2 separate regions of the Homo sapiens genome follow, and region 2 is linked to region 1. Evidence: read pairs that join two places in POLR2A ChIA-PET (ENCODE). Cell type or tissue: IMR-90. All regions are shown on one strand. Links, peaks and the distances in the headings refer to the core of each region. The heading gives the core; the rest is flanking DNA. Region 1 has its middle 130 kb from the start of MSTN. Region 2 has its middle 98 kb from the start of PMS1.

What was found. Peaks named below come from ENCODE experiments on the same cell type or tissue, not always from the same donor. Only the 100,000 strongest peaks of a DNase experiment are listed, where the experiment ranks them.
Region 2: POLR2A ChIA-PET joins it to region 1 with 10 read pairs; 3 of 35 experiments call an interaction of 5 or more read pairs at or near these places.

Annotation. Positions count from the first base shown.
Region 1 is chr2:189,930,866-189,937,741 of GRCh38, forward strand. It overlaps a transcript of AKAP19 not described here and the pseudogene RNF11P1. Among named protein-coding and RNA genes, the nearest start is that of MSTN, 130 kb to the right of the region's middle. In IMR-90, for the core only: no CTCF peak of the experiment used is centred there; a DNase peak (open chromatin) is centred at 3,366; H3K27ac peaks cover 958 bases.
Region 2 is chr2:189,879,459-189,886,334 of GRCh38, forward strand. It overlaps a transcript of AKAP19 not described here. Among named protein-coding and RNA genes, the nearest start is that of PMS1, 98 kb to the left of the region's middle. In IMR-90, for the core only: no CTCF peak of the experiment used is centred there; no DNase peak of the experiment used is centred there.

The DNA.
Region 1 (6,876 bases), core at 1,145-6,144:
GGTAGACTGGAGCTGGAACCTGTTCCTGATATGGCAGCGGCTCCTGATACGGCTTAGTTCCCTCGCTAAAGCTAGCCCAGTCGGACTGAGACTCCTGAAGCAGGGAGATGTCATCCGAGGTGGGGGATTTGAGGCAGTTCCCCATCTTCTGGGGCCAAGGGGTGGGTGTGTGATCTGTGCACTGACAGTCTTCTCTATTTTCTACCTTGAAATTAATAAGTATGTGGGATACTTTGAGACTATGTAAATATATTGTTGCTCATACTTTCCTCCACTAGTTTTAGCATCTACTGATGATGACTCTTACTTGAAACAGTTATGGTGGTTTGTGAAATGGTGGTTTTTTTTCTTTTTAAATTTTATTTTGAATTAATTTACATTTACAAAAATTGTAAAAATAGTACACCCTTCACCCCAAATGTTAACATCTTACACAATCATAATATAATAATTGTACTGTGTATAGAAAACAGGAAATTAACTTTGATGCAATATTGTTATTATTATTATTTTGAAGACAGAGTCGCACTCTGTCACCCATGCTGGAGTGCAGTGGTGCGATCATAGCTCATATTAACCTCAAACTCCCAGGCTCAAACAGTCCTCCTGTGTCAGTCTCTCTAGTAGCTAGGACTACAGGTACACATCACCACACCTGGCTAATTAAAAATTTTTTTGTGTGTGGTGACAGGGTCTCGCTATGTTCCCCAGGCTGGTCTCGAACTCCTGTCCTCAAGTGATCCTCCTGCCTCAGCCTCCCTCCTCAAGCAAACTCTTGTCCTCAAGTGATCCTCCTGCCTCAGCCCCAAATGTGCACAATCGTGGCTCACTGCAGCCTTGACTTTTGGGCTCAGGTGATTCTCCCACCTCAGCCTCCCAAGTAGCTGAAACTATAGGCACGCACCACCATGCTCAGCTAATTTTTTGTAATTTTTTGGGGAGAGATGGGGTTTCACCATGTTGTCTAGGCTGGTCTCGAACTCATGAGCTCAAGTGATCTACCCACCTTGTCCTCTTAAAATGCTGGGATTTACAGGCATGAGCCCCAGCCCGATACAATATTATTAACTGATTTACAGTCCTTATTTAAATTTTGCCAATTTCCCAACTAATGTCCTTCAAAGCAAAAGAAAAAAGTTCTAAATTTTGCCAGACACCTCACTGTTCTTACTTTGGTCCAGAATCCCTCATCGTGTTTAGTTGTCATGGCTTTCTTATGTGATGAGCAGAGATTAACAGATGATCATCTTTATCCATGTGACCAACAAGACCAAAAAGGGATAATTCCTCAGTCTTTCTTTTTATGACAAATGGTCGTTAAAAAGTGAGGTCAGGAGTTCGAGACCAGCCTGGCCAACATAGTGAAATCCCGTCTCCACTAAAAATACAAAAATTAGCTGGATGTGGTGGCACGCACCTGTAGTCCCAGCTACTCGGGAGGCTGAGGCAGGATAATTGCTTCAACCTGGGAGGTGGAGGTTGCAGTGAGCCGAGATCGCACCATTGCACTCCAGCCTGGGCGACTGAGCGAGACTCCAACTCAAAAAAAAAAAAAAAAAAGTCATTCTATTCATGATAAATGCTGATTCTCCCCCCACCACCACACATGCACACCACTTCTAATATATATACCACATTTATTAGTTGGAATTCTATTTTGGGGAAGAATTATCCCTTCTCCTTTATTTACTACTATTGGTAGGAACTCGTGCACCTTTAGTCCCAGCCACTCAGGAGGCTGAGGCAGAAGGATTGCTTGAACCTGGGGACGTCGAGGCTGCAGTGAGTCAGGATAGTGCCACTATACTCCAGCCTGTGCAACAGAGTGATACCCTCTCTTTCAAAAAAAAAAAAAAAAGAATCCATTACTATCATTAGTTATTTTGATGCTACATTATCCTAGATTTGACCAGTGAGAGCCTTTCCAGCAGGTTTTTATTGACTGAATATGTCTCCTGGTAAAAATGGGATTGTTTTACATTATTGGTAACATTTAATTAAAAGCCACATGGAATATGGCTTTCTCTATCAACTGAGTATCTTAAAGATACTTAAAATATTTGTATCATTGTTAGGGTCCGAAAAAGCAAAGATTACTGATCATATATTGCCGGTAGCTCATATCTAGATTATCCTATGTCTCATGCCCATCACTGAGAACATTATGTCATCACCAGCATCACTTTATTAATGTTTAATTTGGGCAGATACTCAGTATCTTCAGTTTTCAGATTTGAGAAAAAACTTATATAATCAGCATTTAGTTATTAATATTTTCTTGCTTGTTAAGTGCCTTTACTAATGCCAGTGCTTGTGAAACTAGGTTAACACTATATTTGGGTTGAAACTGATAGTTTACTCATGTAACAGAAGTATCTCTCATAAAGACTTCTACTCCTTTTGGGAGGGAGATGTGAGAGTGGGGGCAGAAACAGTGTCTTAGAAAATCAAAACCGTGTACCTAGTGTCTAGCATTATGTTTGTCACACTTAATACTCAGTAAATATTTGTTGAATAAATGAATAATACCCAAGGAAGGGCCCACCTTCCCATTTCTTTTATTTTCAATTCTTTTAGATGATTTTTAAACAGTCATTTTTCATATGTGGGCCATTTTTGTTTGTCACATTTTACTGCCTAAATATCTAAAATTATCAAAGCCTTTCCAAATTGTCTTCTGTGGAAAAATATGTGGGTTGAAATTTTCAAAAAGGGGTAGAGATTTCATCTACAAAAATTAAATTGCTTTCTTTTTTGGACTTAGCTCACAGAGCCTTTAATATGTTAACTACATACCATGAATCTCTTAGAGATGGGAGAATACCCAACATTTTTGAAATTTATTAATGATAATAACCTATTTTTCTCAGTTTCTAAGAGACTATAGGAAATGCTTATCTGATTTTTTAAAAACCTGCTTAACTCTCTTTAGGCTTATTTCTTTGTTAATATTTGATATTATTTTGTCACTTTTGGACTACTTGATATGCCCCAAATGAATTTTCTTTCTCACTAACCTGGACAGCCTTTTCTCAGCTAAATATGGCATGTCCTAAGAAGTCCATTGATTGCCCAAAAAGCTGATCCCATGGATTAGAAATAGCCTTAAGAAGATTACTCATCTAAACATTTGCCACACATTTATCAGAGAAATTTAATGCAATTTTTCTAAGTCATCTAAACTCTTTGTAAGCCATTCTGTACACCTTGGTAGGAGATGTTTCATATTTGTAGAAATTTCAAATATTCAAAGAATGTTGAGTCAGTCTCTCAATTGGCAAAATTATACAGAGTAAGAAAAATGTCCATAGAAATAGAACCAAGAGAAGTCTATATAAATAGTAGTGTGAAGAAGAGTGAATTCCTTTGTAGCTGTAACATCACATTTTTTGCATGTTGCACACATTGTTTAGCCATTTCTGAACACATTTCCATTTACGTCATTTGTAAAAACTGCCTAGCCTCATATTCTGGAAAACTGACAAAATTTGTAATGAACAGATGCAGATTCCATAATTGTAATTGGCCTTTATTCTAAACTAATTTTTGGTTCATGCATTGTTAATGATTTCTATTTTTCTCCATTTTTACCTTAAAATTGGAAAGAGTATATTTTAGAGGGAAACATTTTTTGTTGACTTTTAAAAATCAAGACTTACTACATTATGACCTGTAGGTTCTCCAATTACCTATATTTAAATCTAGAATTTTAAGGGTGCCCTTTTAATATTTCCTGTTATACTTAGTTTTACATAATCTTTTAAATTTTTCTTTTATAATTCCCAGATAAACACATCAGTTTTAAATGAAACCCCTTTTTAATTTTTTTCTATAATTAATACTATCTTGTTTTTAAATAATATATAGATCATTTAGAATATAAAAGATTATAAAGAATTTATTTTATCTATTTTATGTTTTTACAATTCAAGTCTTTCTTAAAGTGAATAATAAATATTAGTAGAGCCTCAAACAGAAAGAAAAAGATATATTCTCATATTGTTTTATTATTGTATGATTTTCTAACAATGCCATTTAAAAGACTGACTTTCCAAAGCAGGACTAATTCAGGTGAATCTCTGATTGTCTTAAAGGGACTATATGATCTGGCTGCAAGCATAATGCATGTAGCGTTTTTAAATAAGATGAGATAAACCTGAAAATTTCTGATCTTTGAACAGCTCCTATGACAGCTTCTGACTAGTGCCAAATTTTGTCAAATGAATGGGGAACATGATATTTATTAATGAAGGAATGGGTTTTTAAAATAATTTTTTTTAGTGTTTATACATCCTTTTTATTAAAGTATGAAATACAGAGCAAGTGTTTTGGCATATTGTTGCTTGTTATAAGGAAGATTTAATAGCTTGTTTTGGACTATTAATATGAAGAGAAGTCATTTGGAGTTCAGACATATATTTAGAACTAGCACGTGTGCAAAAAGATACAAAGTGAATCAAGAAATTCTGGAAAAGATAGTTTGAAGAAAAGAAGTTGCTATTTTCAAGCTAACATTGGTAAAGTAAATATCGAAAAGATAATTAAATATTTTCTTCATTTTGAATATTTTATTAAGGATCCCAAATAGAAACTTAGAATTGACAGAATTAAATCAGTGAAAGTATGAAACTCGTTTTCTAAAATAATAGGTACATAAATATAATTTTCAAATGGAGTCTAGGAAACCCAAAATGCTTACTGCAGTTAGGTATAGGAGATGATTACAAACTTAACAGCTGTCTGAGTTTAGTAACACAAAGCTATTTGTTACTGCTTGTAGCAAATTTAGTTATGTTATATAAATTAGTTTTCTCTGATTTTGAAAATGTCTTTATCATGATTTTTGCATGAAGAGAAAATCTTCACATTTCACATACTTTTTCAGCAAATATTAATAGGAATTCAATGACTTGTTCTTTAACTTTTAATTTGTTGATCAAAAGATGTGTATAATATTAAAAAATACATGCCAAGTAGGTTTGCTTCATGAATTTTACAGCATATAATAAATGAAAACCCTGGTGACCTTTTGGCCTTGTTGGTCACATGCATGAAGATGATTATCTGTTAATCTCTGCTAATCACTAGTACATCCTTTTACAGAAGACAGAACAGTTTTTGGTTGTGTTTCATTTGCTCTTTTGAAAAGTGCTTTAACAAGAAACTTTAGGAAATCATTTAATATTGTAAGATTATAAAATAATGGATATTTTCTATCTAAAGATGGTAAATTTAAAATGAGAATTAGAATTCTATACAGGAGTAATATTGAAAAAAAATTCAACATGTATATGTCTCCATATTTTATTTGGGTATTTTTATGGGTTTGTTTTAGATGCCAATAATAGTTTTTTGAATGTCATAGACTTGAATGACTCTGTTAGACTTGTTGATACACACACACACACACACACACACACGGCTATCTCTCACACACTTTCACATATGCAGTGCATTATTGTTATAACTGTAAAATTTTAAAAACTGTCAGAGAAAAACAGTGCCTCTCATACTTTGATATATGTATGATTTACCTAGGACCTTGTTAAAATCTAGATTCTAAGTCAATAGTTCTAGGGTAGGTTTTGAGAGTCTGGAATTATAGCAAGTTCCCAAATCATGACTATTCTGCTACTCCAGGGTCAGAAAACTTTTTCTATTAAGGATCAGGTAGTAATATTTTAATATTTTAGGCTTTGCAGGACAAGAAGCAAAATCAAGGATATTCTGTAGGATATTTCCTACATTATAGGATAAAGAAACAAATGTCCACAAATTTTTTTATTGATGAAATCCAAGAAATAATTGAGAAATTTTTCATGGTATAGCTGTATACACTACTTAATAAAAAGGAATGATCTGATACACACAACAACAGAATGAATCTCAAAAACATTATGCTGAGTGAAAGAGACCTTACACAGAAACTACATACTATGTGATTCCATTTATATGAAGCTCTAGAAAATACAAACTGGGCCACGCACAATGCCTAATGCCTGTAATCCCAGCACTTTGGGAGGCTGAGGAGGAAGAATCACTTGAGGCCCAGAGTTCAAGACCAGCCTGGGCAACATAGCGAGACCCCTGTCCCTGTCAGTGCACAGAAAATAAAAAAATGTATGTGGGCATAATGGTGCATGCCTGTAGTCCCAGTTACTTGGGAGGCTGAGGCAGGGGTATGGTGTGAGCCCAGGAGATTGAGGTTACAGTGAGCTATGATCATGCGACTGTACTCCAGCCTAAGTGGCAGAGCAAGACCCCCTGTCTCTTCAAAAGAAAAGGAAGAAAGAAAATACAAACTAAAAAACAATAACAGAAAGCTGATGATGGTTATATGGAGACAGGAGTGAAGGGATGGACTGACTACAAAGGAACCTGAAGGAACTGTTTGGATGATGGAAATGTTCTGTATGCTGGTTGTGGTAGTGGTTATGCAGGTGTATATGTCCTTCAGAACTTATTGAACTTGGGAAAGCCAGCTGACATGTTGTGAGGACACTCAAGCAGCCCTGTGGAGAGATTTTATGTTCCAAAATGGTGTAGAAGCAAGTTGGCTTCACTCCCCTTCACAGAAAACCACAAACAAGAGAGCACCGAGATCATCACCAGCAATATCCCAGCACTCAAATATTAAGATAAAACAGTTTGTAGAATCACAGGGAAATCAAGAACAAAATCTTTGAGCAAAACTCTATAGGAAAAAAATCTAATAATCCAATTGAAAAATTGGCAGAAGATTTGAATAGAATCTGAAAAGAAGACATACAAATGGCAAACCGATATATGAAAAGGTGCTCAACATCCTTGACCATCAGAGAAATGCAAATCAAAACAACGAGATATCATCTCATGCCAGTTAAAATGGCTTATATA
Region 2 (6,876 bases), core at 1,054-6,053, 51 kb before region 1:
GCGTGAACAGGAATGGGCTTCAGGTGAGGGTCTAGCGTTGCCCCACGGACCAATCCTGGTTGACGAGGCTAAGGGAAGCCTAGCAACCACGCAGAAGCCCGGCAATCTTCCGCAGCGCTCCCATCCTCCACAAGTCCTTACAACAGCCCCAGCACCACCCGCGGGACCAAATGCTGAAGCTGGGAGCGGCGACAGGGAAGCGCTGGCTCCCAGAATGGAGGTAACGGCTGCTGCGGCCTGGGAGGCTTACCCGGAATTAAGGGCGAGGCGAGGAGATCCGAAGGAAAAGGAAAGCTTCACCCCAAGTTACCCATTTGCCTCTTTAGGCTGGGTTGCCAGAGCCCTTGGCCTGGGAGAAGGACTTTTAAGGTATGAGTTCTAAAGTGCTCTTTACACCCAAGTATGTTGCTTAGGATCCCAGCCTTCGCTATAGCCACAGGGCTGACCCAAAACCCTACGGAAGTCAGACCTGCAGGCCCCTCTTGAACATGTTGCTGAGAAGGTAGCCATCTATGGTCTGGCCAGACCTAGGAGGTTTTAGATATTTAACTTATCGAAAAATGTTAGACCTGTATTCAGATGAACGGATTTTTGTTACTTTCATTGGCTACGTGATTCTCTGTGATTTTATCCAGATTTTGTGGCTCAGTTTGTAGGAATTGCAACCCAACCCAGCACAGCCCGCATTTCTCAACTAAAAGTGTAAATAGGAGCCACTTTTCCCTCTCCAAATTCTTACCTGTTTTATTTTCATCTTATGTTCTTATGTCTGCAAGCTTCCTCCAGCATTTTTTGGTGGTTTTTTTGAGGGCAGGAGGGAGCAGAAGCCACTAAATAAACTTGGGCTTGGGTCTACACTGAAAACCAAAAATAGATTTAACTTTTGCAAACCAAAAAGCATCTGAGATAGGTCTCAATAAATTTAGAAGTTTATTTTGTCAAAATTAAGGACATACCCGGGAGACAGGTCTGTATGCCTTTCTCCAAAGATGATTTTGAGAGCTATTTAATGGTGAAAGGCAGGCTGGAAGGGAAGGAGGGAGGATATGGTCACATTACTGAATCCACATGTTGCAAGAGAAAAGGAGCAGGTAAAGGAATAGTCAGTGTATTGTCTGACGCTCAGTAAATTCACACTTCACGTAAGATACTGTGAGATGTTTAACCTTTTATCTGTAGCTATCTGCTTAGGAACAAAGGAAGGGCAGTTTCTTGGATGACTCAGCTTTCAGCTTAATTTTTTCCTTTTGGCATAGTGAATTGGGTCCCAAGTTTTTATTTTTGTTTCACACTCTTTACAGTACCTAATTAATGCAAAGGAAATAATACATTTGGGGACCCCAAATGTTGATCACTAACTTAAACCAAAGTTACCAGGCAAATTAAAATACCAGTAATGATACTAAAATATTTAAATGACTAGACTTGTTCTTGGAGTGGAGCATTTCGGGCAAGCCAATGTTCATGGATTTATAGTGGCTAAAAATAATCTTGAGGTGAGCCAACTAATTTTACAGATGAGAAAATAGAAGGCCAAAGTGACATACGTGACATACATACATGACATACGTGAGCACACACAGCTAATCTAGTGCTCTACTAGTTCCACTTTAAATGTTTATATTACTGTAAACAAAGATAAGTACTGAAAAAAAACAAATTTTACTGCAAAGCCAAATGAAAAATGACTTGAGATTGTCACCTTTCTCCCTTTACAAACATAAATAATCAAGAGTTAACTGTTAACCTTGTGAAAGGAAAATAAATCTTGGGGCTCCTAAATCACTAAGCTAAAGGGAAAAGTCAAGCTGGGAACTGCTTAGGACCAACCTGCCTCCCATTCTGTTCAGAGTCACCCGTCTGCTCACTGAAATAAATGCATATCTGATTGGCGTCTCCAAAGGATTGTTCTCCAAATGATGTTTTTTTCCTAGATGAGTAGATCCTGAGTTATTAGGAAAGCTCATTTTAGCAGGTTTGTGAAGTCTCATGTCCTATGAAGAGAAAATAAGGGGAGGAAGGCAGAAAAACAATAAACAAAAGAACAATCCTGGAAAATCTATATAGGCCACATTGTTCTGAAGTCCATAGATCTGTAGGCAGGTATGAAAGTGGCTTATGTATGTAAGTAGGTTGCTGTTATTTTCTTCTGAAGTTTAAGTTGTCTAGCTTCACTTTGCAGGGCTTTACGAAAGCACAGCTTAGTTTTCAGTGACTGAAAATTAGGAAAAATGGGGAAAAAGAAGGAAAAAAATTGAAAACATTATTTTGCAGTCTTGTAGCCTGCAAAATAGAAAGATTAGAATTCAGTCCAAAGTAGAAAATAATAAAAATTGAAAAACATTAGGCAAGACTAGAATCTAAGAACAGATGTACTACAGTTTTTGAAACATAATTTTTCTCCAGTTTCCCATTTTTATTAAAGACAAATCATGGTAGAACTGATTCACTTTATTAAACTTGTTCTGACTATTTGTATACAGTGCAGCAAGAATAATTATTTGTTTTTACATAGGCTTTTAAATTGGCTTTGATGGAACTTTGTTCCATAGAAGGAATCTCAGATAAAATTTTTTTAAAGCCAAGCCCAGCCATGGATTTGTACCATCAAATACCTATGAGTTGGGTGAATTCCTCTCTGAAGTTCCAAGATAAACTTGGGGCTCCTGGGCCTGTCAGAAAGTGACATTCTTTCTAAATTAACTGAGACCTGTCTCAGATTTTCGGAGTTCACAACTTTATTCTAGAGCTTTCATTTAATCTCACCTAAACGTGATAAGTTTTATTTTTAAACCCTTCTTCACTGTTTCCAGTAATAACTAGTATGAACCTGAGAACATATCTCAATCAATTTAGAAAGTTTATTTTGCCTAGGTTAAGGATACACTTGTGACACAGCCTCAGAAGGTCCTTACGACGTGTGCCCAAAAGTGGTCAGGGTACAGCTTGCTTTTATACATTTTAGGGAGACATGAGACATCAATCAATATGCGTAAGATGTATATTGGTTCAGTCCAGAAAGGCAGGACAACCTGAATCAAGAGGCTTCCAGGTTATAGGTAGACAAGAGACAAAAGGTTGCATTCTTTTGATTCCTTGATCAGCCTTTCATTGAATACACAATTTAATCTGGCTCAGTGAGTCTCAATTTTTATATAAACAATAGGGCAAAGGAAGCAATCAGGCATTTGTCTCAGGTGAGCAGAAGGATGACTTTCTGTCCGAAACCCGTGAGGATAAGCTATCAGTTTACATTGCCAGGGTGAAATTCAACAGAACTGTTTTAGGGTAAAGATCTTGAGGCCCACAAGGAATTTCCTTGTGGGCAAAATATGAGGGAGGTACATAGCTTTTAAAAATCTTTGTAGCCATCTTATTTAGGAATAAAATGGGAGGCAGGTTTGTCTGATGTATTATAGTTCACAGCTTGACTTTTTCCTTTGCTTATTTTGGGGATCCCAAGGTTCATTTTTTTTTTTCAGACTAGCAACACACTATTGGACTGTCACAACTGCTCTCAGAGGTTTTCTCTGCTTACCTGATTTTTGGTCACAATTCCTATTCCTCCTTAAAACACTACAAATTAATGTAGAGATATTTTCTCTAGCTTTTAAAAATTCTGTCCCAGTGGTTATCAACTTTGAGCATAATCAGAATCACCTGGAGAGCTTATTAAGCGCTGATTGTTAGACACTGTGCCCACAGTTCCTAATCTTGAGAGTCTGGGGTGGGACTGAAAATTTTCACTTCTAGTAAGTTTCCAGATGATGCTAATGCTACTTGTCAGGGAGCCACACTTGGAGAACCACTGCTCTATCTCATGTATCAAAGTTCCCCTAACAGTCAATCTCAAGTCAATTTCTATAAGCCCGTATTTCTTACTGACTTCTACTAAAATCTGCCAGACAAAAAACAAACCAGGGCTTAGAAGATCTCAACCTGACTATGCTGTTATAGACATCCATTTCTTCATCTCTGAAATCAAGATGCTGAACTTGATCTCCAAGTACACAATCGTTTCTAACATTCTGTTATTTTGTTTCTTCCTGTTTTTTTTTTTTTTTTTTGAGTGTCAGCAGGATTTGGAACAACCTTTTTCCCCTTACTTATGTCTACTATTAAACATATTTAAATACCTCTGAACTAGCTCACTTTTTCATAAAATCTTTTAAACTAAAGCCGGGAGGGGTAGACTTCTTCCACTCTACTTTAGTTGGACACAAAATCACTATAACAAACTCCTTCATCTCTATCTCCTTTACTTATAGCTACATTTCTTAGTTTATTCAGTGATATTTATTATTACAGCACTCAGTACTACTGAACAGAGAATATAGAGAGAAGACATTCCTTGCCCTCTAGAGGAAACAAAATAAGAGCAATATAATATAAATGTTTTGGTGAGGTTTTGTAGTATTGTTAATCTATATGGGTCTGCAGAACCCTCTTGGAAACCAACCTAAAGTTTCTAGTTGTTCCTTAAATTAAATAGTTTTTTAATTTATAAAGAACTTAAATATTCAGATAGAATTTTCTAGTTAACATTTACACCCAGATGCTTAATAAGACAAAGTAATGACTGGTAATTTAAAATGATCTTTAATTTTGAACTTATTTGATATTTAAGAACTTTCTTATAGGTATTTTAGTTATGTTTTGTAATTTAGATGATAGAAATGAATGAGTTAAGAAACAGGCAAGAAATTGTGAATGGAGCGAACATATTTATGGGGAAAAATGGTATGTTTTCATGTTCTTTCTTTACAGAGGCATTTTTGTTTTTAAAGTGGCTTTAATTTTACTTTAGACACTGGTAAATTACAGCATCTTAACTTGCAAGATGGTGATGCTGTACTGTCAAAAATATATTTTAAGTAATTCACTAATAACAATAGCAAAAAAAAATTCTACATTTTTACATGTAAATTACTAAATACGTATGATACTCGTTATCTATTTTGAAGTTATTTGCACTCTTTTTTGGTCTTTTCTCCTTAGTTTTCTTAGTCAATAGCTGTTGTAGAAGAAACACTTCCCCATATACATAGTAATAATTCTTGATCCCAGATGAAAACAAGATTCCCAGCCACACACACACATTCAGCTTTTAAATTGTCAAAGACTTTATTGAAGCAATTCAGTTTTAGCTGTATTCCCCCATAAAAAAATAAAATAAAATGTCCAATCCTCTGCCCCTAAATTGAAAGGACAGTACTTCATGTTTTGTAGGTTTCTTTGTTATGAGTTTGAGGATACTCTGTTTATGCTAGTATATGAGTATGGGACTTCTCCAACTTTAATGTGCATATGAATCTCTCTGGGCTTCTCTGATTAAGTAGGTCTGGGGTAGAGTCTGATATTCTGCATTTCCAGCAAGTTCTCTGGTGATGCTGATGCTGCTGGTTCAGGGATAACACTTGGATTAGCAAGAGTGCACATAATCCTGAAGCGCTAGATTCCTGAAATAGAATACAGATAGATTTTTAATGCAAATATACACTGAAAATAAAATAATCAGATTAATGAATCTGCTTATGGCTCTCTATTTGGGAAGTCAGATTTATGTTTTCTCATGGGACATCATTCTTTATTTAGAAAATCAGATTTATATATCTCAAAAATGTTATGAGGTAGCTGGATCTGCCATCATTTCTTTATTGTACACATAGGCATACCCCCCATGAAGAGGTGGGATCTGTTCCTCCACTCTCGAATCTGAGCTAGTTTATGATTACTTTGCCCATTAGATTATAACAGACGTGATGCCATACAACTTCCAAAACTACGTCATAGAAACCTTGCAGCCTTCCTGGCTATCTTGAAATGGTAACTGTGGGGAAGCTAATCACCTTGTGAGAAGTCAGTCTACCCTGAGTCTGCCATTGTGTAAAAAGTACAAGCTAGCCAGATAAAGAGACTATGTGTGGAGAAAGAGATATTTGACTAGTTCCCAGTTGTTACAATCATCTCAGCTCTGGTGCCAGACATTGAGTAAAGACATCTTTGGATAACTTCACTCTCAGCAGCCATCTGATTACAACTATATGAGGTAGCTCAAGTGAGAACCACCCAGCTGAGCTCGTTAACCCCCAGAACCATGAAATAAAAATTGCTGAACCATTAAATTTTGTGGTGATTTGTTTTGAAGAGATAGATAAGCAGAACACTTACATTATGCTAATTTGAGGAGTTTTATTACTGAAAGGCCTTTTTGGTCTTCCAGAAAATGATCAGTATAGGGATTGGAAATTCATCTGACGTTTTCTACAAATAATATTATGGTCTTGATTTTTTACATAAATATGTAGCATTTCATTTTTTAAATTAAAATGTTCTAGCATTAATTTTTATTTTATTTTATTTTATTGAGATGGAATTTGACTCTTGTCACCCAGGCTGGAGTGCAATGGTACAATCTCGGCTCACTGCAACCTCCACCTCCCGGGTTCAAGCGATTCACCTGCCTCAGCCTCCCCAGTAGCTGGGATTACAGGTTCCCACCACCAAGCCCAGCTAATTTTCGTATTTTTAGTAGAGACGGGGTTTCACCATGTTGGCCAGGCTGGTCTTGAACTCCTGACCTCAGGTGATCCACCTGCCTCAGCCTCTCAAAGTGCTGGGATTACAGGCATAAGTCACTGTGCCCAGCCTAAATGTTCTAGTATTAATTTATGTATGAGTCATGTCTTATGATGCCTTGGAGATTGGGGATACCAGTATTTTTGAGGCTTCTTTATAGATCTAATTTGTTGCTTTGTCACACAACCACTAGGGTTTTCCATTTTCACCTATCCAGGCAATCAAACTAGGAGTGAGAAAACAATTAATATACTTTATTGAACATTAGCTTTTCTTTTAACTTTGATCCATGTCATG